Linked DNA regions of Homo sapiens: region 2 is linked to region 1. Evidence: chromatin loops called from intact Hi-C (ENCODE). Cell type or tissue: heart right ventricle. All regions are shown on one strand. Links, peaks and the distances in the headings refer to the core of each region. The heading gives the core; the rest is flanking DNA.

Region 1 (10,560 bases), core at 1,793-9,792:
TAGGAGAATGATTGTTTTCTCAGCACAAGATTAGACCTTGTCTGGCTCATCTTGATAGGGAGTATTTCTGTCATAGGCACTAGATATGTCACAGTTCTCTCTAGTGGAAACTCCAAACGGGGCTTAGAGCTCTTGTGTTCACTCTTGCTCACAGTTTGAACCCAACCTCTTCTGTTCTGCACCTTCAGAGGCCAGTGTTAATTGACAGAGGAGAGCCTTGACAAGCATCTGACTACTTAGTTGTGAGGCTTTGTGTGTAATAGCAAACATGGGATGCCTCTAGGGGTGGCACAGCCTCCTACAGGAGAACATGGATTTTTCGGAAGGAGGTGAGTTGAGTCATCAAACAGAGAATCTTAAAGGGGAGACTGGGTACTGGGATATCTGAAATCAAACTGGGGCTGAGAGGTTGGAGTACAGGTTAGCAGGCAGAGAGGAGGCAGCCTCTTTATAAAAGTTAGTCCCGGCTGGGCACAGTGGCTCACGCCTCTAATCCCAGCACTTTGGGAGGCCAAGGCCGGCAGATCACGAGGTCAGGAAATTGAGACCATCCTGGCTAACACGGTGAAACCCCGTCTCTACTAAAAATACAAAAAATTAGCCAGGCGTGGTGGCACACACCTATAGTCCCAGCTCCTTGGGAGGCTGAGGCAGGAAAATCGCTTGAACCCAGGAGGCAGAGGTTGCAGTGAGCTGAGATCGTGCTACTGTACCACAGCCTGGGTGACAGAGCGAGACACCATCTCAAAAAAAAAAAAAAAAAAAAAAAGCTACTCTAGAAGGCTTCTCTGGGGAGGTAAAAGGAAACAGCTATGTTCACCATGAATTTATTCTTTATTTGCACTACAATATTGTTGTAGATGGGATTGTCTGGAAGTTGATACAGAGATAGAGTTTAGGATGTCAAATATTTTTTGGAGATTAGCATCTGTAAAAGGAAGGGAAAAGAAGCAGGATGAGGGTAAAGGTGAATTCAGGTCCAAAAAAGCCTCAGCAAACCTGAATGGAAGCTCCAGAACAAATATTTCACAACAGAGTTGTCTCACATCTGACCAAAATGGACAGAATTGTATACCCCTGTGTCGATTAGTCACTAGATGCAGGCTGCTTGGGAATATGTGAGGTCGGATCTCAAAGCTCTCTGAAGTTTAGGCAAATGCTGAAAAATAAGTCAGCTGGAGACTGTTGTTTGCACTCATGGCTGCTTGGCAGCAAGTCCTTCCTTGGAGGAGAATCTGGGTACCTCCATATCTCTATATCTACTATAACTGTATCCTATTTGAAGAACTGAATCTACTTATTAGTCTGAAGTGTTTGGTATGGTGAAGGCTGTTGGGTCGGCTACTTCCCCATTCTTCCTCCTGTGAACTTTTGTGGCAAATGAAGACCTAGTCATGTTCCCCTTCCACCATGCATGGATTTTGATGTAAAAGACATCTTGTTTGTGGGCCATGAGAGACATGATCATCCCTTAGGTTGGGAGTACCTCTCTCTTCCTCTCTATGGTTTCTGGAAATGCTTTAACAGTCTTGAGGAATTATCATAAAGGACGTATCCATTTTTCTCTTCATTCCTTTCTTGGTGCCTCCTCTTGTTTTCCTGCCAGATGGGGTCACTGTATATGTATGGCCTTAACTCTTGGTTCTTGCTCTCCTGCTACTTGCCTCAAAAATGGATAACGACTGGGACCTTTCTCATATCTTATCTCCAGTGTGGTAAATAGACTGGGCAGAGTGTCCCCTCTAGCTCCTCTGCCTGGCTGGGAATGCACATTCAATACAAGGGAAAGGCATTTTGACCTCAAGCCCAAACTATTTTCTTCATTCCAGCTTTACCATGAATAAAACTGATACTTTGATATCCATTGGTCACATGAGTCTGTTCTCAATTTGGAAGAAGCTGGAAGAAATGAGGTAGTGAATGACTAGGTTCTCCCAAATTCCAACAACCAGGAGGTGTTTGGGGAGATCCTAGGTACAAAAGTGAGGTTAATTCTTTTGATTTCCGTCATAGTGGTGAATGCCTGGCCATATCAGGTTGCACATAAAACAAACATACAAGGTGCGCATAAATCCATTTTAACAGACGAGGAAAACTCAGGCCCTAACAGATTACTTCACACTTAAGAGGAAGATAAACTTGAAATCAGTTTATCCTTCCCAGTCACTTTTTAACCCATTTCAAGCAAGCATCCTTCATAACCACTTCACTGAAATTGCTCTTGCCAAGGCCACCAAAGGACCTTGTTTTTGCTAACTCTATCAGATACTCTTTAGTCTCCAACATTTTTGACATCAGGGACTGGTTTCCCAGAAGACAATTCTTCCATGGGAAGGGGTGGGAGGTTGGGGGGGAATAGTTTTAGGACGAAACTGTTCCACCTCAGATCATCAGGCATTTGTTAGAGTCTCATAAGGTGAACACAACCCAGATCCCTCAAATGCACAGTTCACACTAGGGCCCTTGCTCCTATGAGCATCTAATGCCCCCTAAAATCTGAAGGAAGTGAGCTTAGGCAGTAATACAAGCAATGGGGAGCTGCTGTAAATACAGATCAAACTTTGCTCGATCGCCAGCCACTCACCTCCTGCTATGCGGCTCATTTCCTAACAGGCCATGGATGGGCCCCTGCTTTAGAAATTATCCAGCTGTTTAAACGCTCACTTCTTAGCAGCTTCTGACATTGACCTTTCTTCACTCCTTGCTTCTTCTGGTGCTGCTTTGTTCTTCTGCTTCCTTTCCACTGGCTTCCATGCTGTACACTCACTGTGGTGCTCACCTCTCTGGCCATACCTTCTTTGGTATGGCCAAACTTCTCACACTTTCAGTGTTCATGTTCCCCATTGTTCTGCTTTTGGTCTTCATGGTAGGTGATAGGGTCTGGCTCACTCACCACACGTTTCAGTTCAGCTTCCTTATAATATGTGGAAGGCAGAAAGCTCAACACACAAAGCCAAAGCAAAACAAAGCAAGCCATTCTTCAAATGTCCTAGAGTTCTGGGTATAATTTACCTTCTGACAATCAGACAGATACATTGTATGAGACTTAGATTTGCAGTTAATCTAGGAGGAGAGAGTCAAGGCACAGGGTCATATTTTTGCTGGTGGAGATTTTAGTGAACGTGATGTGGTTTGGAAGCAAGTAGTGTTAGTAATTTCTCACATGGCAGTTTGCTAATTTTACAGATCCCTGATCATTTTTAAGGCAGCAGCTCCTTCAGCTACCCAGTTCTGTAGTGTGGCTTTGGGAATTGTTTCTAGAACCTTAGAATGGAGTCTTTTTTTATTAGCTTTTTAAAGTAAGCCATTTAATATTCTGTAACAAACCCCTTTCCTCTTAAACCAGCTACAGTGGATTCTGTTCCTTGTAACTGAATACTGACAATACAGTACTGGTTAGTTTGGAGGTTTTTATGTTTTTCTTAAAAAAAATTCAATAGGCCATTGATGGGCAATATTACCCAGTACCACATATAAATGTCTTCTAATTGTATATCTGCAGACTAGGCAACTCTACTAAGCTCCAGATTTATATATCCAACTGCCTACTGGACATCTGTATCTGGTTGTCAAATAGTGTATCCAAAACTAAACTAGTATTTTCCCTTAATCTTTTATTTGCTTCCCATCCAGATATATGACCTAGAAATTGTATAGCTTTCCTATACTTTGTTGCCATCTTTCTCAACTTCCCGTCAGTTCCAAGACCTGGTGATTCTAGTTACTAAATATGCCTTGTGTCCAAACCCTTCTCTCTCTCTCTCTCTGCTACTAGTACCTTAGTTCTTATCTAGATTATTTGAACAGTTTTCTCTTGTTCTTCTCCTTTTCCTCATCCTTTTCCTTCTCTTCTTCTAGGTTTAAAAATATGTCTTGAAGATAAGCCTGTTTTTTGTTTTCACATGTTAACATGTCTAAAATTGGGATGCGTCTTATAATCAATGGTGTCTTGTACTTGCTTTCAGCCAAGAAGTTGTTCTAACATAGTGATTGTTATCTACTTGTACAAACTTGGTTTTTAGGACGATATGAGTAGACCACAGCAACTCCTTGATATTTTATTCAACAATCATTAAAGGGCCATTTGAGGAAGGAATATGGTCCTGATTCTTGTATAATAAACTTTTATTGACAATTTCTGGTAAACTCAAGATTTGAGAGCAGCAAAAGCTACAGAATGGGTGCCGGTAGCCTGGGAGGAAACCTCAAAGACAGTATTGGAGCACTTTTTGAATAGATACTACACATCACTAATACTCTGGATAGAACAGGGATCAATATCAGGTGATTTTAGGCTGTGGAGTGGTGAGATGCGGTGGAGGAACAATTTTTAAAGTGAGCAAAAAAGATCTTTTCTCTCAGAAATATTACATCTATCCACACCCAAAGTATATCTTTTTTCTTTTTTGAGATGCAGTCTCACTCTGTCACCCAGGCTGTAGTGCAGAGGTGCAATCTCGGCTCGCTGCAACCGCAGCCTCCCAGATTCAAGTGATTCTCCTGCCTCAGCCTCCTGAGTAGCTGGGATTACAGGCACTCGCCACCATGCCTGGCTAATATTTATATTTGTTGTAGAGACAGGATTTTGCCATGCTGCTCAGGCTGGTCTTGAACTCCTGAGCTCAAGTAATATGCCCATCTTGGCCTCCCAAAGTGCTGGGATTACAGGCATGAAAGATCCTTAAGACCTAAATTTTTATCTTGAGTTAGCCTTGGCTTCTGTTTATATGTGGTAAAAATTGTTTTTAAAGAATAATCTCAAGTATTCTGGAAGACAGGTATCTCCAAATTGATGAACATTTTTTTCTTCAAGAATTTTTCAGTAATGATGATTTTGTTTCCTTCATCTCCAGTAGGCAGTCATGGCAACTTGGTAACTTGAGTCACGTATCTGAAAAATGATAATGAAATGGTAGTATACCTTGCACAATAAAGACAGTGGCCATTAAATATTTTTAAATAATGCGAAAGTATTTATCACCAGTTGCCAGTAGTCATGCTCAGTAATTTCCTCCCTGGCTTTGCTCTGCCCAGATATCTTTAAAAGAATGCTGTAAATGTCACAACTCATTATGAAGCTGAACATATTACAGCATGAAAAAAACAAATGCTACTTTTCTAACCATAGTAAAAAGTTGTTTAATGCAATTCTTTTAAACATGTGCTTATCTTCTTTCATCTTCTACCCAGTTCTGCACCCTTCCCCCACACATGACTATTAACTAAGTCACAATGAATGCTCCCATTGCCTCCTACTCAGCTGAATCAACATTTCCGGAGGCTGTGACTAATAAAAGCCACAGCCCATGGTATGCTTGACTTTTGAAAATCCTGATTAGCTTTAAGGGCATAATTATGTGTACCTCTACTTATAGAATGAGGAAGTTGATTTGAGCTATGTCTCTAAATTACACTAAAAACTACAAAAATGAACTACAAAAATGACTTAATGAAGTCAGACTTCATTAAGATTATTAACTTATTTGGCTTTTAAAAAAATGTATTGACTGATTACTTAGGTATTCTGAGATCATCATGGTGTAAACTAAAGCATTTGGCTAATAGGATACTTAATGGTCCTTTGCTTTGCTATTCATGGCTCAAAATAAAGGGAAGTGTAGAAAAGGAAAGATCTAATCTCTGAAAGGCAATCTAACAGAAACTATATCTCTGAACATAATTTTGTTGGTTAATTACCATGGAGATAAATTAATCCAAGAAAAAGGAGAGTGCTTCATAACTCCAAAAACAAATGAGTCTCTTCCAGTAGTGTCACTGTGTATTTGTCGTTGAACTGTGAGTACACTTTTAATTTCTCCCAGAAAGAGGATCCACTAAGAAAAAGCAAATTGTGCATTACTTTGGGTGCTCCCCTTTGATTGACAGCTATGCCCATAAGGTAAACTTCCCTTGGCTTAGTGTCCACTCCTGTCCAATAAGCAGGGCAAGATCACTGGATACTGGCCACTCAGAGGAGACCATGGGCCTAGCAGAAATGATAGGTAGGATTAAATAATTTACTTTTCTTCTTCCAATCACAGCCAAGTGCTTTGAAAATGTAGTGTTCAATTTTCTGTCTTCAGTTTCCCATATCCCCTTAGATTCTCAGCTCCTTGTACTCTGCTTCTGTCCCCAACACTCAAGTGAACTTCTCAAAACAACTCTTACTGATGCCCTAATTGCCAAATACAGTAGACTGTTCTCTGTCCTTATGTTTCTTGAAGTTGTTTAAACAGTTGGCATAGTTGACAATCCTTAGATTTCTCTGGAGATTTCCCTTCTAATGCTTCAGTTACTTCTTAGCTTCTTTTCTCTTCCATTTTTTTCAACCTATTATCATTGGCTTCTTCTCCATAGCCTTTTACCATGCTACAGGTTCTACCACATTAAAGGAAAGTTCTTTCCCCTAAATTTGTAATTCTTCTTAGAGATCACCCTATATTTTTCCAACTTCATTATTAACCCCCCAAAATAATATAAACCATTCTCTGCACTTTATCATTGCTCATTTACTCTAAAGCTCTCCATAATGAGGCTTACATCCCATTAACCTAGTGAAGTGGCTTCTGCAAAGTCATTAAAGATTTTCTAACTATTTAAAATCCTCATGTTATTTAACTTCTCTTTCCAGCACTTGACTATATTGATCACTTCCTTCATAAAATTCTCCTCCTTGGTTTCCATTACATTGCTCTTTGCTGGCTCTCTTCTTGCCTTTCTGGACATTCTTTTTCAGGCTTTCCACCTGTTAAACACTGATGCTTCCCATCATCTTGGCCCTTTTCTCCTCACAGTCTAAGCAATCCTAGCATAAGCTCACTCGTTTTCATGGCTTTACCCACCCCACACATGCTGACGACCTGTATGTAGTCTACAGAAGTTGGTATCTTGTACTTTTGCTTCTGCTGTACAGTGTTGCCTTTGACTGAGGGTCTTCTGCCAGCTTTGGAGCACTTCTCTGGGAGAGATAGTGAAGGCAGCCCTCTTCATCAGTGCAGAATTTGCCCCAGGAACCCTTTTTTCTGCTCTCAAAGACCAAGACACTATGTTTATCTCCTCTCTCAACTCCCAGGGCCCCTTTGGAAATATAATTCTGGTGGTCCTATGAATTAAGCTTTGAAAACAAAATCCTTTTAACTGTTTTGTAAGGTAAACAAATACCAGACCTCCAGGACACACTGCTTGGTTTCTAGATATTCTACCCCTATTTCAAGTATAGCATGTCTGCCAGGCCCGAATGCTGGGTGCCATCTTGTGCTCCTCATCCTCCTCATTTCCTGTGTTGAGCCAAACCTGTAGATTTTATTGTCTAAATGTCCTTAAAAACCACTCTCTTGGCATGTCCTTGGTGGCATTGCCTCTATTCAAGCCCTACTTACCTCCTTCCCTTGCCGTTTCCTCCAGTATTCCTTCCTCCAATTTGTCTTCCACACTGTTGTTAGAGGGATCATTTAACTATAGATCTGGTTACATTTATGTCTTACTTATAAAATATTTTTATGGCTAGCTTTCCAGTGATTTTATGAGATGCTCAACCTTCTCAGTGTGTTGGGCAAGGCTTTTGATACTCCTCCTTGTGTTCTCTCTTGCCTTGTCTCTTGCTATCCTGTGCACCTACGATACATATTTTCTCTAGTTTCTGTGTCTACTTGTACATGTTGGTCTCTCTGTCTATAATGCCTCTTCCTCCATCTACCCTTTCCCACCTATTGCCTTCACCAACATCTACTCATCAGGGAAATGCAAATTAAAACCACAATGAGATACCATGACATATCTATCAGAACGGCTAAAATTACAAAGACATACAATAGCAAGTGTTGGCCAGGATGTGGAATAGTTAGAACTCTCATACATTGCAGGTAAGAAAATATATTGGCTCAAATACTTTGGAAAGCTGTTACCTATGAAAGCTAAACACATTTAAAATCATTTCAGAATCATCAGATCCTGTTAGAAGCAGTGGGCTCCAAATCCATGTTCTCCTAGCATTTTACTATGGCATTATCACACTTGCTTATTTTCTTATTTGTTTTTCTCAATAGACTGTGGCATCTTTCAGAAGCAAGAGCTGGTTTTTTTGTTTTTTTAATTATACATTAAGTTCTAGAGTACATGTACACAACGTGCAGGAGGTTTGTTACATATGTATACATGTGCCATATTGGTTTGCTGTACCCATTAACTCATCATTTACATTAAGTCTTTCTTCTAATGCTATCCCTCCCCTATACCCCCACCCTATGACAAGCCCCGGTGTGTGATGTTCCCCATGCTGTGTCCAAGTGTTCGCATTGTTCAATTCCCACCGATGAGTGAGAACATGTGGTGTTTGGTTTTCTGTCCTTGTGATAATTTCCTCAGAATGATGGTTTCCAGCTTCGTCCATGTCCCTACAAAGGACATGAACTCATCCTTTTTTATGGTTGCATAGTATTCCATGGTGTATACATGCCACATTTTCTTAATCCAGTGTGTCATTGATGGACATTTGGGTTGGTTCCAAGTCTTTGCTATTGTGAGTAGTGCCTCAATAAACATACATGTTCATGTGTCTTTATAGTAGCATGATTTATAATCCTTTGGACATATACCAAGTAATGGGATCACTGGGTCAAATGGTACTTCTAGTTCTAGATCCTTGAGGAATCGCCACACTGTCTTCCACAATGATTGAACTAGTTTACACTCCCACTGACAGTGTAAAAGCATTCCTATTTCTCCACATCCTCTCCAGCACCAGTTGTTTACTGATTTTTTATGACCGCCATTCTAACTAGTGTGAGATGGAATCTCATTGTGGTTTTGATTTGCATTTCTCTGATGACTAGTGATGATGAGCATTTTTTCATATGTCTGTTGGCTGCATAAATGTCTTCTTTTGAAAAGTGTCTGTTCATATCCTTTGCCCACTTTTTGATGGGGTTGTTTGCTTTTTTCTTGTAAATTTGTTTAAGTTCTTTGTAGATTCTGGATATTAGCCCTTTGTCAGATGGGTAGATTGTAAAAATTTTCTCCCATTCTGCAGGTTGCCTGTTCACTCTTATGGTAGTTTCTTTTGCTGTGCAGGAGCTCTTTAGTTTAATTAGATCCAATTTGTGTATTTTGGCTTTTGTTGCCATTGCTTTATGTGTTTTAGTCATGAAGTATTTGCCCATGCCTGAGTCCTGAATGGTATGGCCTAGGTTTTCTTCTAGGGTTTTTATGGTTTTAGGTCTAATATTTAAGTCTTTAATCCATCTTGAATTAATTTTTGTATGAGGTGTAAGGAAGGGATCCATTTTCAGCTTTCTACATACGGCTAGCCAGTTTTCCCAGCACCATTTATTAAATAGGGAACCTTTTCCCCATTTCTCGTTTTGTTCAGGTTTGTCAAAGATCAGATGGTTGTAGATGTATGGTGTTATTTCTGAGGCTTCTGTTCTGTTCCATTGGTCTGTATCTCTGTTTTGGTACCAGTACCATGCTGTTTTGGTTACTGTAGCCTTGTAGTATAGTTTGAAGCCAGGTAGTGTGATGCGTCCAGCTTTGTTCTTTTTGCTTAGGATTGACTTGGCAATGCGGGCTCTTTTTTGGTTCCATATGAACTTTAAAGTAGTTTTTTCCAATTCTGTGAAGAAAGTCATTGGTAGCTTGATGGGGATGGCATTGAATCTATAAATTACCTTGGGCAGTATGTCCATTCTCACGATATTGATTCTTCCTGTCCATGAGCATGGAATGTTCTTCCATTTGTTTCTGTCCTCTTTTATTTCATTGAGCAGTGGTTTGTATTTCTCCTTGAAGAGGTCCTTCACGTCCCTTATAAGTTGGATTCCCAGGTATTTTATTCTCTTTGTAGCAATTGTGAATGGGAGTTCACTCATGATTTGGCTTTCTGTTTGTCTGTTATTGGTGTATAGGAATGCTTGTGATTTTTGCACATTGATTTTGTATCCTGAGACTTTGCTGAAGTTGCTTATCAGTTTAAGGAGTTTTGGGGCTGAGACAATGGGGTTTTCTAAATATACAGTTATGTCATCTGCAAACAGGGACAATTTGACTTCCTCTTTTCCTAATCGCATACCCTTTATTTCTTTCTCCTGCCTGATTGCCCTGGCCAGAACCTCCAACACTATGTTGAATAGGAGTGGTGAGAGAAGGCATCCCTGTCTTGTGCCAGTTTTCAAAGGGAATGCTTCTAGTTTTTGCCCATTCAGTATGATATTGGCTGTGGGTTTGTCATAAATAGCTCTTATTATTTTGAGATACGTCCCATCAATACCTAATTTATTGAGAGTTTTTAGCATGAAGGGCTGTTGAATTTTGTTGAAGGCCTTTTCTGCATCTATTGAGATAATCATGTGGTTTTTGTCTTTGGTTCTGTTTATATGCTGGATTATGTTTATTGATTTGCATATGTTGAACTAGCCTTGCATCCCAGGGATGAAGCCCACTTGATCATGGTGGATAAGCTTTTTGATGTGCTGCTGGATTCTGTTTGCCAGTGTTTTATTGAGGATTTTTGCATCAATGTTCATCAGGGATGTTGGTCTAAAATTCTCTTTTTTTGTTGTGTCT
Region 2 (10,560 bases), core at 905-8,904, 50 kb after region 1:
ACCTTGGAGAAGTTTGTTATTACCGACCTTCGGAAGCCTACTTCTGTCAACTCATGAAAGTCATTCTCTATTTGTAGGAGAAGAGGCGCTCTGATTTTTAGAATTTTCAGCTTTTCCTGCTCCGGTTTCTCCCCATCTTTGTGGCTTTATCTACCTTTGGTCTTTAATGTTGGTGACCTGCAGATGGGGTTTTGGCGTGGATGTCCTTTTTGTTGATGTTGATGCCATTCCTTTCTGTTTGTTAGTTTTCCTTCTAACAGTCAGGTCCCTCATCTGCAGGTCTGTTGGAGTTTGCTGGAGGTCCACTCCAGACCTTGTTTGTCCGGATATCACCAGTGGAGGCTGCAGAACAGCAAATATTGCAGAACAGCAAATATTGCTGCCCGATCCTTCCTCTGCAAGCTTTGTCTCAGAAGGGCACCTATCTGTATGAGGTGTCAGTTGGCCCCTACTGGGATGTATCTCCCAGTTAGGCTACATAGGGGTTAGGGACCCACTTGAGGAGGCAGTCTGTCTGTTCTCAGAGCTCAAATGCCATGCTGGGAGAATGACTGCTCTCTTCAGAGCTGTCAGACAGGGACGTTTAAGTCTGCAGAAGTTGCCTGCTGTCTTTTGTTCAGCTATGCCCTGCCCACAGAGGTGGAGTCTCTAGAGGCAGTAGGCCTTGCTGAGCTGTGGTGGGCTCCACCCAGTTCAAGCTTCCTGGTCACTTTGTTTACCTGGTCAAGCCTCAGCAGTGGTGGACGCCCCTCCCCCAGCCAGGCTGCCGCCTCGCAGTTTGATCTCAGACTGCTGCACTAGCAGTGAGCAAGGCTCCATGGGTGTGGGACCCGCTAAGCCAGGCATGGGAGAGAATCTCCTTGTCTGCCGCTTGCGAAGACCTTGGGAAAAGCCCAATATTTGGGCAGAAGTGTCCCATTTTTCCAGGTACAATCTGTCATGGCTTCCCTTGGCTAGGAAAGGGAAATCCCCCGACCCTCTGTGCTTCCCGGGTGGGGCAATGCCCCACCCTGCTTTGGCTCACCTTCCACGGGCTGCACCCACTGTCCAACCAGTCCCAATGAGATGAACCAGGTAGCTCAGTTGGAAATGCAGAAATCACCCGTCTTCTGCATCGATCATGCTGGGAGCTGCAGACTGGAGCTGTTCCTATTCAGCCATCTTGGAACCACCCAGTCAACCTCCTTTTATAAATGGGGCGAGTGCTGCTCTTTGAATCAGAAAACTGTGATTCAGGATTCAGCTTTATCACTTTACTGGAGCATGTCAATTAGCAACTGGAGCACCTTACTTAGCTTCACCTGAAGCTCATCCATAAAATGAGAATATTTTTTCTTGTTTCCCTCATCTGGCTCTTTGAAGATCACATCAGATAAAGTATTCTTTAAACTTTAGTGTACTACCTTCAGAGAAAATACTAAGGTATTATTGCTACATGCAATTACAAGTAAAAAGATGAATAGAACACAGCATTACTGTGAGGGAATTTATAATCTAGATGATTCACAATTATTCTTCTTCTCTAACAGAATTGAGAGATACAACCCATCCCCGCCAGTAACAGTGGTTCTTCTAGGGGTGAGGGTAAGGTGAGGGTGTGGGTGGGTGGGGAAGTGTGCTGTAAGAGAAATGAAAATGAAAATGCCACAGCCTTCACAGAAGGAAGAGAACATATAGGGACCAATGGCTTTGTTGAGCCTCAAAGGATGGGTAAAATTTGGAAAGGGGAAAGAATAGTCTCTGTGTGCCCAGCTGTAAAGTGGGGCATATAGAATAGTACTTACCTCAAGGGACTGCTGTGAGATTACATGAAGTAATCCATGTGAAGTATGGAGCACAGAGTCTGACATAGAATATGAGTATTCACATATGTTACACCTGTATGATTCCTAGTTAAACCTATAGCTCTGTAGACAGAAAAATGGTGCCCCAGAGATGTTCATATCTTAATTCCTGAAACATGCAAATATATTAAGTTACATGAAAAAGGGGAATTAAGGTTTCAGATGGAATTGAGGTTGCTAATGAGCTGAACTTATAATAGATTATCTTGGATTGTCTGATAGGCCCAATCCAATCACAAGGGTCTCTAAAAATGCAAGAAGGAAGCAGAAGAGGAGAGTCAGAGGGAGATGTGACTATTCAAGGATGGTCAGAGAGATTTAACATTGCTAGCTTTCAAGATGGAGGAAGGAAGCCATGAGCCATGGAATGTGGGTGGTCTCTAGAAACTGGGACATGTGAAGAAACAGATTCACCTCTTCAACCTCCAGAAAAGAACACAGCCCTGCTGACATCTTCGTTTTAGCCCAGTAAGATCTACATTAAGGCTGGGCATGGTGGCTCATGCCTATGATCCCAACACCTTGGGAGGCCAAGGTGGGAGGATGGCTTGAGCCAAGGAATTTGAGACCAAGCTGGGCTATATAATGAGCCCTCATCTCTAAAAAATTTTAAAAATTAGCTGAGTATGGTGCATGCCTGTAATCCCAGCTACTCAGGAGGCTTAGGTGGGAGGATCACCTAAGCCTGGGGAGACAGGGATGTAATGAGCCGAGATGGTGCCCTGCCCTCCAACCTGGGAGACAGAGTAAGACCTTGTCTCAAAAAAAATATTGAACTTCTGACCTCAAGAATGATGGCAAAATGATAAATTTGTGTTGTTTTAAGCCACCAAGTTTGTGGTAACTAATATACTAGTCTATAAGCATCATGAAGCAAATTCCTGACACAATTTGCTCACAGTTTAGTCCCAGCTTTCCAGCTATAGCAGATTCTCAATAAGTTATTTGAATGACTGAATTAATAGGCATTCTAGGAACATGTTGAGGTAAAGTTTGGTGGGAAGTTTTGCTCTGGCCTAGGCATAAATGGGTCCTAAAAGCTGGATAGTGTCATAATTTGAAGGCTTTTGAATAGCAGCTTACAGAGTTTGTTCTCAATTTGGTAGGCAAAGTAGATCCACTCAGGATTTCTGAGCACTAAAGGGACAGGATTGTGTTTTAGGGGTTTAATCTGGGTGGTATTGAGTAAAAAATTTTTTAAGATTATTTTATGATTCTGGAATTTTATACGCCTACTTATGCATCCTACTTATGTGTCTAAAAGCATCATATTGTTTTTAAAGTAATAATATGAATTTGTCGACTCTTGTTTAATTATAGTACTTAGATCTTTTTTCCATGTTTATGGTTTAATATGTTAATATTCTTCTAATCTGATACTAATAGTGTCAAACTGGCTAATTATTTTTGCATGTAATTAGAGTGGAGCTCCAAAATTATTAAGAGAGAGGAGAGTACAAGTGTGGTCCACTGTTGATATCAAATAGTCTGAGACCTTATAAAAAATTATGGGATGACTTCATTTTATTTTTAATAGGTTTATCAGGTTTAGTAGGTTAGGGGAAAACTCATAGACACAGCATATTTTGATTTCAACAAAATTTGACAATGTTTCTTTTAATATCTTCCTGGATAATAAATTGTGATCTGGGTGATAATAACAAAAGTCTTGAGGCTAGTGAGCCAACCGTAAGCAAAAAGTGCTTACAGATGGGTGTGTGTCAGTATGATCAAGTCTCCAGTAGAGTGACACAGGTCTTTGTCATTGAGTCTGTTCCAACCGGTAGTGCCATTGGTGACTTGGTTTAAGGTGGAAGGATGCTGGTCTAATTTACTAAAAGGATTAATCAAAATCAGATATTATAGAATTTAGATCCAAGAGTACCACAGTAGGTAGGAATGTTGTACTGAAATCAACAAAATGAAATTTAACAGAGATAAATGTAAAGTCATCTAAGTCAGGGGTTGCCGACCCATGGGCCGTGGACTGGTACCAGTCTATGACTTGTTAGGAGCCAGTCTGCACAGCAGGAAGTGAGCAGCAGGTGAGCAAGCATTACTCTCTGAGCTCTGCCTCCTGTCAGATCAGCAGTGGCATTAGGTTCTCATAGGAGCATGATCGCTATTGTGAACTGCACATGCAAAGGGATCTGGGTTCCATGCTCCTTATGAGAATCTAACTAATGTCTAATGATCTGAGGTGTCCGTGGAAAAAATGTCTTCCACAAAACTGGTCCCTGGTGCCAAAAAAGTTGGAGACCCTGCTCCAAGTACAGTATAGTTCAGGGCACACTTAATTTTGCAGTAATTCATATGGGAAAAAATGGTTTCTAGTTGGCTTTAAATTTAATATGAGTTAACAATATAAAGAAATTTCTTACATTGCAGTTTTGACATAATCTAAAATTTACTTTTGGAGATTGGTTCTATGAAGTTCTAGGAGACAGGGCAATGGGTAAAAGAAAACAGAACTAGGTTTTGGACTAAACGTGAAAAGAAACCTTTTTCCCTTTGTTCCTTAGGATTTTGGTTAATATCAGGCCTAGCTAATTTCAGGTCTGGCCAATTTCTTGGTCCATTTCCAATTTGGGCAATTTCTGATCAATCACTAATAAATAAGCACTGATACAAAATATTATGTTATAGCCTAATCCTTTTGGTTTGTTTTCCCTTTATTCTGTTTTGCATTTCTCTATTTTTTTCTTTCCGTGCATTAAACTTTTTTTAGAATTCTATTTTGATTTATCTGTAATGTTTTTGAACATATCCTTCTATAGCTTTTTCAGTGGTTGCTCTAGGTGTTACACTATACAGTTGACCCTTGAACAACACAGATTTGAACTGTGAGAGTCCACTTCTATATGGATTTTTTTAAATTAAAGTTACAAGCGTGCCTGCCTTTCCTGTTTTCCGTACCACCCTCTCCACCTCTTTTCACCTCTGCCACCTTGAGACAGCAAGACCAATCCCTCTTCTTCCTCTTCTTCCTCAGCCTACTCAATGTGAAGATGAAGATGAAGAGGAAGAAGACCTTTATGATGACCCACTTCCACTTAATGAATAGTGATGTGATTAATAGTGATTAATGAATATGATGACTCTTCCACATGATTTTCTTTTTTTTTTTTTTTTTTGAGACGCAGTTTTGCCCTGTTGCCCAGGCTGGAGTGCAGTGGCGCGATCTCGGCTCACAGCAAGCTCTGCCTCCTGGGTTCACACCATTCTCCTGCCTCAGCCTCATGAGTAGCTGGGACTACAGGCGCCCACCACCACGCCTGGCTAATTTTTTGTATTTTTTTTTTTTTTTAGTAGTGATGGGGTTTCACTGTGTTAGCCAGGATGGTCTCGATCTCCTGACCTTGTGATCCGCCTGCCTTGGCCTCCCAAAGTGCTGGGATTACAGGCCACATGATTTTCTTAATAACATTTTCTTTTCTTTAGTTTGCTTTACTGTAAGAATACAGTATATAGTATTTATGCAAAATATTGTTAATCAACTCTTTATGTTATTGGTAAGGTTTCTAGTCAACAGTTAGGCTGTTAGTAGTTAAAATTTTAGGGAATCAAAAGTTAAACTTGGATTTTCAACTGCATAGGGAGTCAGTGCTTCTAATCCCCACATTGTTCAAGGATTAACTGTATATACATAACTTATCCCAGACTACTGGTGTCGTTTTTACCAATTCTAGTGAAATATAGAAACCTTATCTTTCTTTATGTCTGTTTATCCTGACTCTTAACATATTTGTTTAAAATATTTTGTCTACATACATACAGAGCCACATCAGTGTTACTAATTTTCACTTCAACCATTGGATTGGTCTGCTTGGGCTGCCATAATAAAATATCACAGACTGTGTGGCTTAAAAAATAGAAATTTATTTTCTCATAGTTCCAGACATGGGGAAATCTAAGATCAAGGTGCCAACCAATTTGGTTCCCTGTGAAGGCTCTCTTCTTGGCTTGCAGATGGCTGCCTTCTTACTGTATCCTCATATAGTGGCAAAGGAGAGACCTCTGACATCTTTCTTTTCTTATAAGAGCACCAGCCCTTCTGGATTAGGGTCCTACTCTTATGACCTTTATTTAACCTTTATCACCTCCTCATAGGCCCTATCTCCAAATACAGTCACACTGGGGATTAGGGCTTCAAGATATAAATTTTGGGAGGACACAAATATTCAGTCCATAACAACCATCAAACATAATTTTGAAAACTAAAGAGGAGAAGGAAAGTCTATTCTGTTTACCCAAGTTTTTGCTTACCATGTTCTTTCTTCTATTCTAATATTCCAAGAATCCTTCTTTTATTGTTTCCTTTCTATTTAGAGAACTTCTGCTAGTCATTCTTTAGCGTAGGTCCACTGGCAACAAATACTCTGTTTTCCTTCATGTGAGAATGTCTTGATCTTCTTTTCATTCTTAAAGGATTATTTCACTCAATATAGGAATTTGAGTTGACAGTTCTTTTCTTTCAGCATGTGAAAAAAGGCCACTTCCTTCTGGCCTCCATGGTTTCTGATGAGAAATCTGCTGTCATTTGAATTGCTTTTCTCTCGTAAGTAAACTGTTGTTTTTATCTAGCTGTTTTCAGTATTTTTTCTTGGATCTTAATCTCCTTGGATTAAGTACAAACTTAACTTAATCCAATCTCTAGTTTTCAGAAGTTTGACTTTGATGTTTCTTTTTTTTTTTTTTTTTTTTTTTAAGACAGAGTCTCTCTCTCTGTTGCCCAGGCTGGAGTGCAGTGGCACCATCTTGGCTCACTGCAAGCTCCACCTCCTGGGTTTATGCCATTCTCCTGCCTCAGCCTCCCGAGTAGCTGGGACTACAGGCGCTTGCCACCATGCCTGGCTAATTTTTTATATTTTTAGTAGAGATGGGGTTTCACTGGGTTAGCCAGGATGGTCTCGATCTCCTGACCTTGTGATCTGCCCCCCTTGGCCTCCCAAAGTGCTGGGATTATAGGCCTGAGGCACCATGCCCAGCTGACTTTGATGTACCTTGATGTAGATTTCTTTGGGTTAATCTTATTTGGGTTTGTTCTTGAATCTGTGGATTTATGTCTTTTGCAAATTTGGAACATTTTCAGCCATTCTTTCTTTAAGTAATTTTTCCAGCCTCATATTTTTTCTCCTCTCTTTCCAGATCTCTAATGACACAAATATTAGATCTTATAGTCCCAGAGGCCCCTGAGGGCTTTTGAAAAAATCAGCCTATTAGTTCTCTGTTCAGGTTGGATAATATCTATTATTCTATCTTCAAGTTCACCAATTATTTCCTCTGTCCTCTATTCTAATGTTGAGCCCATCCACTGAGCTTTTTATGTTGGTGGTTGTATTTTTTTTTCACTTCTAAAATTTTCATCTAGTTCTTTTTTATATCTCTTGATTCTTTGCTGAGATTTTCTATTTCTTTGAAGTAGCTTTGTATTTTTCATTTAAGAGTGTTCATAATTGCTTATTGAAATATTTTTTGATGGCTGCTTAAAATCTTTTTTATATAATTCTAACATCTTTCTCATCTCAATGTTGGCATCTACTGATAATCTTTCTTCATTCAGTTTGAGAGCTTTCTGGTAAGTAATTTCTTATTGAAACCTGAATGTTTTGGGTATTACATTATACAACTCTGGATCTTATTTAAATGTTTTAGCTGTTTTTCTGACACTGTCCTAATGGGGGTGGGGTGGGCACTGCCTCAATACTGCCAAGTCAGAGTCCAGATTTCTCCTCTGTTTCCACTGATACCTGAAATGGGGAAAGGAGCCCCTCATTACTGCTGAATGGGGGTAGGAATTCTGGCTTCTCACTAGGGCCGAGAAGGTGGGTAGGATTGTCTTGTTATATTCACCACATGGTCTCCACTGACACCATGGGTACAGATTGCCTGTTTACTGCCCAACAAGGATTAAAGTCCTGATTTCTTATCCAGCCTCCTCTCATACCACCCTAGCAGAGGTGGTGGGGGTGCCTTTTTATAGCCTGGCAAGGGTAGAAGTCATAATTTTTTTCTATGGTGTTTTGCAGCAGTAGGAAAATTATTTTCTAAAAGCTTTCCGTTTTGTTAGGCTGCCCCTCCTTTCCCGGTCCTGTAGCTAGAGAGAAGAAGATTTTGTTGGGGCTTTTTATGTTTGCATCTGTTGGCATTTTGGGGTTGTTGGCTTGTCTAGCACCCAGTCTCAGATTTGCTAGAAAAAGAGAAAAGAAGAAGAAAGGAGACCCAGGGAACTCACTGCCATGCCCTTCTTTGGGTTCTCTGAGGTCTCCAGCCTGTCTGCCTTCTCTTCTCCATTTTTCAGAGTCTTCTTATGTATACTTTATATATAACATCCAAGGTTTTTAGTTGCAATTAGCGGGAAAAATAGGGAAAGTACAGGTATTCCTATAAGCAAAAGAAAGTCCTATCCTCTCAGTTTATATGGTCTTTATGTTTTTCACATTAAGCCGTTGCAGAGCATATCAGGGTTTGAGCTAACTTTTGTATAAAAATCTAAATTACTTTTAGAATAGGTCTAATGACAAGGCTGAGTTTTTTCTTGCTGAATCATGCTATATTTAACATCATTTAAGCCAGCAATTAATGCTATCTCCTTGGTTAAGTACAAAATGTAGAATGTTAGAAACAATTCTGAACTAGAGTTAGAGATCTACGTTCTAGCTCAGAATCTTCCACTGTACAGCTCTGTGACCTTAGGCAGATCTCTTGGCATCTCAGAATTCTCATCTGAATTAACAATGTTGGACTCATTAGATGATCTCTAAGTTTCTTCTAGCTGTAAAGTTTTTATTTTCCTCTCATCAATGCCACTACTTTAAAAAAATATGTAGACATTCTGTAATACAGGGCTTAAAATATATTGATTAAACCAAGTAAAATCCTCAAAAATAAATAAGACAAATAGGAATAGCTTTTATTGAATGCTGTGTTCCAGGCACTACAGTAAGTGTTTTATGAATATTCTCTCGTCCAGTTCTTAAAACTTTGAAGTTAGAAGTTATACTCATTTTATAGATGAGAATGCTGAGACTCAGAAAGGTGAAAAATGTGTCTAAGAATATTTTTTTGTAAAGATATAATTGACCCCAAGTTTATTTGATTCCAGAGCTGATGTTTGCAACCACTTATATAGATTTTCAAAATTTTTTTGGCCACTTTTCAAGAGGCAGATTATTTTATAGAAATTGGATTCTAAAGCAATACTTCTGGGTAGCTAAAAGATACATTTTATTTAATTTTTCCCATCACTTTATTCGGCTTGGATTTATTTTTTAACTACATAAATATTGAATACAGAAAGTAAATACATACAGCTTTTTTTTGTTTATTATTATTCATCACTTATTTAGCAGACATAGGAGGCATTATTACCCTTGAGAGGTAAAGGAATAAACTAAGGGTTGTAAAATATCGTTACTCAAGAGCAAAAATTTAATTTGCCAACTTTCCATAAACTTCATAGTATCTCAAGTCTCAGGAACTAGAAGAGATACATTATTTCTATGTGTAAATTTTGCTTATTTATGGAGAACAGATAAGGAACCATTTGCAAGACTATTAGAGTTAATTAAAAGGTGGAGGTCAAGAAAAAATTAAAAATAATAGAGGAAACAGAATAGAGCAAATAATGTCAAATTTAAATGTATACGATAACATAAGCACTTTATCATGATATTAGTTCCTAAAAGTATTTCATAAAAAATATTGTTTGGTTTTAAGTAAATTAAATGAGCATGCATTATAAAATGAACTCTTGAATACTTGGCAAGTTGAGATCTTATGTTTTCTTAGAACCAAAATTGTGTTTAAAAAAGGTTTATCTTCTTAATTGAAATAAGTTCTATACATTTATGTAAATGTCTGGAATATATTTATGTGGTAAAGACCCTGAAGAATTTATAAAATGATGATTATCAAGGAAGGGAGGGGATTCCAATATGAAAAGCCAGGTCTACTTTAATCCTTGTTTTATCCTTGCTTTTCATTATGAAGCCCCCCTAACTTTCTCATGGCTCACTCTAGATTTTGGGTATTCCAATGGAAATTATTCAAATTTCACTTTACTATGTGTCTCAGAATTACGGAAAGAGCAAATTGTGATGTAAAGAGTTGTTGCTATATCATTCCTTTATAAGGATTTAGGAAGCTGGTATTTGGCTCTGTAATCTTGTTCTGAGATCAGAGTGTGCTTTTCTAGGAAAATGATTTTCTATTCAGAAAGTTACCATGATTTTGCTAGAGAGCTGGTTCCTGGTTAGATGTTTTATTTTTGCCATAAGCCCATTGTGTGGAGTTTTATTTTTGCCATAAACTCATTGTGTGGTGAGAGCTTTCAAGAATTTGACATCTCTGGTGTAGAGCTTTCAAATTATTTATTTTAGGTTTTATTGAAACTGAACAAACAAAATATTATTCATAAATCTATTATAAGACAGAGAAAAACTGCTCAATTCTGGGTGGGGTGGAAGTAGGAATAGGGGTACAGCTCTGTCCTTCGTCATTCTACTTATGCATAAAGCATGTTCTATTGAATTCCTTAGAGTCTGGACAGCACAGTTTGAAAAACCTTCAGTGAAATACAAAGATCACTAGATTAGAAATCGAAGGATTTAGAATCCCAGTTCTGCTATCAGCCAGCTGTGTTACTGAACCTCTATGGTACAGATTTCCTCACCTGTTAAATAAGGAGAATGAACTAGGTCTCTTTCAGGTCAAA

Evidence for each region. Peaks named below come from ENCODE experiments on the same cell type or tissue, not always from the same donor. Only the 100,000 strongest peaks of a DNase experiment are listed, where the experiment ranks them.
Region 2: a loop joins it to region 1, with 8 times the contacts of the local background. A loop is called at or near these places in 19 of 110 quality-filtered maps.

What each region holds. Positions count from the first base shown.
Region 1 is chr7:106,713,098-106,723,657 of GRCh38, reverse strand. No RefSeq gene overlaps it. Among named protein-coding and RNA genes, the nearest start is that of LINC02577, 57 kb to the left of the region's middle. RefSeq lists enhancers at 2,576-2,835, 4,355-5,554. In heart right ventricle, for the core only: no CTCF peak of the experiment used is centred there; no DNase peak of the experiment used is centred there; H3K27ac peaks cover 1,423 bases.
Region 2 is chr7:106,662,371-106,672,930 of GRCh38, reverse strand. No RefSeq gene overlaps it. Among named protein-coding and RNA genes, the nearest start is that of CCDC71L, 6.5 kb to the right of the region's middle. RefSeq lists a silencer at 462-662. In heart right ventricle, for the core only: no CTCF peak of the experiment used is centred there; no DNase peak of the experiment used is centred there.